2 separate regions of the Homo sapiens genome follow, and region 2 is linked to region 1. Evidence: read pairs that join two places in POLR2A ChIA-PET (ENCODE). Cell type or tissue: HepG2. All regions are shown on one strand. Region 1 overlaps CHMP4B (charged multivesicular body protein 4B). Region 2 overlaps SNTA1 (syntrophin alpha 1).

Region 1 (2,500 bases):
AGATGCCTTCCAGCATCTGCGCTGCTTGCCTGGATGCAGGATCAGGGGAGCAGCTAAAAACCATTATTCAGTTCTGGCCTCTGATCCAAGGAATCAAAACAGAAAAATGTCCAGTACCTTCTACAAAACAGCCTGTGGCTGACCTCGACTTTTACAATAAGCAGGCAGGTACCTAAGCTATTAACAGATAAGATGAAGGCTGAGCTACTCCATCTTTTTATGCAGTGAAACTGCTTGGAGCAACACCTGGCTGTCTGAAGGTAAGGTTACTGTAATGTGGCACTTGTTGACTAACAGAATGTTACAGCAGAGAAATCTCAGCACTCATTTAATCCATCTTCCCATTTTGTTGTTGACAAAACAAAGGCCCAGAGGTAGGAAGGCCCTTACTTGTCCAAAGACATACAGTGACAGAGTCTGAACTACTGTGCAGCGTCTCAAAGTCTTAGGGGTCTGCCAGACCAATCTGGGTGATGGAGGGGGCACCCAGGGGTAGGACAGCTAACAGGAGGCCAGGAGCTCAGGAAAGGGGGAGGAGAGTAAGAGTTCATTCTCAGAGTTTTGGGAATGGGATAGTAGATCAAGTCTGGGCTGAACTTGAAATGTATGGCCTCAGAAATACAGGTCACTGTCATCAACCAAAAAGAATAACTAGCTTTCTCTTAAACCAAAGATAAACATGAAAGGAAGATTAAACAATCCCAAAGATCACAACTAACTGAGTTAGCCAGCTAGCCAGCTGGGAGTGAAATGCACAATATTAGCCAAGGACCTGATTAATAAATGAGGCTGGGTCAAGCTACTTTAAGCAAAGAGGATTTGCCTGCTTACCTTTGACATGCAACCTGAGATACTCTGAAAACAGAAAAATTGCTGTTCTGCCTCTACCAAGCTGCCCAGAATGGCTGGACTTCAAATAAAGCAGAAGGGGAATTGGGAGAACAAACAAGAGAAAGGGTAGTGACCGATGGACTTCCTTATAAGGGAACAGTCCCCAGATACACCTCATTCCCTCAAGCAGTAATGGACAGACAACCTAACCAATGGGAAGCTTCACCTGGGTGCTGTAGGGAGATAGCTGCTGGTCCCAGCAAACTGCTCTCTAGAGACAGAAAGTATCCATTTGGTATGTGTCTCGCTAAATTCAAACTAACACAGATTCCTCAGCTTGGCATCCAGGGCCCCTCAGGGAGGCCGCAACCCATACTCTCACCCCACCTGAGCCACCACTACCCCTCATCTATACCCCATAACCCCTCAACCCTCCCACATACAAACACAGCATATGCTAATCTCTGTACCTTGGGTCCCACAGTCTCCTCGGCCTCGAATGGTCCTACCAGCCTCCTCCTTCCCAAATCCCATTCATCAAGTCCCAGCTCAGAATCCCTGCCATCCCCCTGGTGCTACCCTAGAGTCTCCCAGCTGGAATTCACTTCTTCCTCCTTCCTTCTCCTACCATACTTTGACTGAATACCAATGGTAGGCGTGCCTTATTTTACGGAGAGTTATGCACTGTCTTTCTCTACAGCCCTCACCAGACAGGGAGTTCCTGGAGGGTAAGAACTATGACCCACACCATCCCTTCAAATTGAGTCTCTCACAGTAAACACTCAAAATATTTGCCAAACTGGGTGGAACTTAACAACCTTTTTTCCTTTTCCCACCATCACCTGATAAAACCAAACAGCTCCACCCTAGGATGCCAAGCAGGGGTCCAAGCTCCTAAACCTGGAAGGAGCTGGCTCTTTTTCAGAGACCCTTTGTGTGGGCTTGGCCTCTCTGCCTCTTACCTCTGAAATAAGAACAATGGTTCTTGTCAGAGAAGCTCAGTGCTTTGAGATGAGAGGTTCTGCAAACACAGATTCCCAAGTTCAAGGCCATTATTTTATACTCCCCTTAGACCCATGCACCATTTACCAACTAATGCTAGAAACTTAAAGCTTGTTTCCAGCCAAATACCTCTTCTTTTATCACAAATGCCCTAGTGTATAGCTGTTGAGAGAGCAGCACTGAGCACTCTGGGTAGCCTGTTGGCTTTTTATTTCCAGAGTGTGGAGATTTCCATCTCAAGTGTGAAGACAGCTCATGGTTTCAGGAAAAGCCCAGAGTTTCAGACCTGCTGTTCTCTCAAGTCTCCTGGTATAATGTGTCAATCAGTTCCCAACCTATGGACTGTGAGCTCATAGGGTTCACAGTGGTCACTCCAGCGCTCTGTGAATGTGCCCAACTGTGCCCTGCCTGTGCACTAAATGATGAATATATCACACAATAATAAAAACAACTACCATGTGACCATCTACCATTTACGCAGACACAATCCTAGGGAAGAAAGACGGTGGGTATATAGTGAATATCGGTTGAAGGGAATTAATATCTGATCTTCTCAATTAACGGGTATTAAAAGTACAACTATTATCATACACCCATTCTTGATATTTTTTGAAATTAGAAAAGGTTTCTTCAACCTGAAAAGACTAGGGACTATGGGTTGATCAGA
Region 2 (2,500 bases), 410 kb after region 1:
GGCGTCAGGTGGTGGGACCAATGGAAAGACACCTCTGTGTTGTACGAATGACCAGCACAATGCCAGGACATAGTAGGTGCTTAAAAAATAGATTGACTGGAAGCCTGAGTGAAGCCATGGAGATGATGGTGTGCTTTGCTTCTCACTTCTTCCTCTGGGCAGCTCACATCTGGGGATGAACTTGGTCTGAGGAAGAACCCTGCGTTCCAGTCCTGGTCCTCTTTGAACTAGGCCCTTTTCCTCACTGACCTTTAGATTCTCCATTGTGAGATGAGGTTGTTGGACTCACTGATCCTCTCGTCTCTTCCCACTCTGCTGGAGCTCTGAGATGTCTGGTAACCTTTTTATCAGGGCCATGGAAGGTTACATCCTTCACATCTGAGCAGCCTTTAACAGTTCATTGATAATACTGAAACCACCTAACATTTACTGAGTGTTTACTGTGTACCCAGCACTGTGTTGAGTGCTTTCCCTGTGCAATATTATTTAGCTCTCACAGAGGCCCAATGGGCAAAGTCCTATTATTTCACCTCCATTTTATTTTATTTTATTATTATTTTTGAGCCAGAGTTTTGCTCTGTCGCCCAGGCTGGAGTGCAGTGGTGCAAAGATCTTGGCTCACTGCAATTTCTGCCTCCTGGGTTCAAGTGATTCTCCTGCCTTAGCCTCCTAAGTAGCTGGGACTACAGGCGCCCACCACCACACCTGGCTAACTTTTTTTTTTTTTTTTTTTTTTTTGACAGAGTCTCACTCTGTTGCCCAGGTTGGAGTGCAATGGCATGATCTTGGCTCACTGAAACCTCTGCCTTCCAGGTTCAAGCAATTCTCCTCCCTCAGCCTCCCAAGTAGCTGGGATTACGGGCGCCTGCCACCATGCCTGGCTAATTATTTGTATTTTTAGTAGAGACGGGATTCTCCATGTTGGTCAGGCTGGTCACGAACTCCTGACCTCAGGTGATTCCCCCGCCTCAGCCTCCCAAAGTGCTGGGATTATAGGTGTAAGCAACTGTGCCCTGCCTAACTTTTGTATTTTTTGTAGAGATGGGGTTCCACCATGTTGGCCACGCTGGTTTCGCACTGCTGACCTCAGGTGATCTGCCTGCCTCGGCCTCCCAAAGTGCTGGGATTACAGGCATGAGCCATCGTTCCCGGCTCACCTCCATTTTATAGATGAGGACAGAGAGGGGAAGTAACCTACTTGAGATCACACAACCAGAAAGGGTGGCACTTGCCTCAATCCTGGTAGTCCTTTCTGCTTTGGAAGGTGCAAGATACCTGAGTGATGGTGGTGGCTAAATGGAGCATATTTGGTCAAGTGGGATATGCATTGTTGGAGGTGATGCTTAACTGCTATATGCATTACAAGCTTGGGCTGTGGGTCCTAGTGACAGCCTAGGTTCAATGCCAAGCAAATGCCCAACATTGGCTGGGAGGGCTGGTTAACGTCCAGCATCCAAATCTCTTGGTCTCACTCGATGCCACACCTCTTGCCTGCCCCCATGAGGCAAAAACTGGTGATTCACAGGTCACTTGCCGATGCTCTAAAAAAGAGCCTTTGTTTTTGTTTTTGAGACGGAGTATCGCTCTGTTGCCCAGGCTGGAGTGCAGTGGTGTAATCTTGGCTCACTGCGGTCCCCTTCTCCCGGGTTCAAGCGATTCTCCTGCCTCAGACTTCTGAGTAGCTGGGATTACAGGCACCTGCCAACATGCCCAGCTAATTTTGTATTTTTATTAGAGATGGGGTTTCACCATGTTGGTCAGGCTGGTTTGGAACTCCTGACCTCAGGTGATCCGCCCACCTTGGCCTCCTGAAGTGCTAGGATTACAGGCATGAGCCATCGCCTGTATTTTTAATAGACTAATTTTTGTATTTTTTTTTTTTTTGGGACAGAGTCTTCTCTGTTGCCAGGCTGGATGGAGTGCAGTGGTACAATCTCAGCTCACTGCAACCTCCGCCTCCTAGGTTCAGGCAATTCTCCTGCCTCAGCCTCCTGAGTAGCTGGGACTACAGGTGCACGCCGCCATGCCTGACTAATTTTTTTTTTTTTTGTATTTTAGCAGAGACGGGGGTTCACCATGTTGCCCAGGCTGGTCTTGAACTCTTGAGCTCAGGCATTCTGCCTGCCTCGGCCTCCCAAAGTGCTAGGATTACAGGCATGAGCCACCGCGCCCGGCTGTATTTTTACTAGAGACAGGGTTTCACCACATTGGCCAGGCTGATCTCAAACTCCTGACCTCAAGATCCACCCACCTTGGGCTCCCAAAGTGCTGGGATTACAGGGGTGAGCCACCATGCCCGGCCCGGAAGGGCCTTCTGTGAGTGTGAAGGTGAAGTAGTATTAGTCCTTCTAGAGACTCATAGAACCTTAGATTCCCAGCCTGATCCCAGACATTACCTGAAACGTGTGTATATGTTTCTAAGTGTGCGCACGTGTAGATGACATGTAAATGCAAGTGCTTGTATGTATATATGAGAGCATTTGCATGTATGAGTATAGAT

The links. Peaks named below come from ENCODE experiments on the same cell type or tissue, not always from the same donor. Only the 100,000 strongest peaks of a DNase experiment are listed, where the experiment ranks them.
Region 2: POLR2A ChIA-PET joins it to region 1 with 5 read pairs; 2 of 35 experiments call an interaction of 5 or more read pairs at or near these places.

Annotation. Positions count from the first base shown.
Region 1 is chr20:33,825,121-33,827,620 of GRCh38, reverse strand. All of the region lies in intron 1 of CHMP4B (charged multivesicular body protein 4B), which reads right to left. Among named protein-coding and RNA genes, the nearest start is that of CHMP4B, 15 kb to the right of the region's middle. In HepG2, no CTCF peak of the experiment used is centred here; DNase peaks (open chromatin) are centred at 1,000, 1,870 and 2,140.
Region 2 is chr20:33,415,177-33,417,676 of GRCh38, reverse strand. All of the region lies in intron 3 of SNTA1 (syntrophin alpha 1), which reads left to right. Among named protein-coding and RNA genes, the nearest start is that of CDK5RAP1, 15 kb to the right of the region's middle. In HepG2, a CTCF peak has its summit at 1,494; a DNase peak (open chromatin) is centred at 1,496.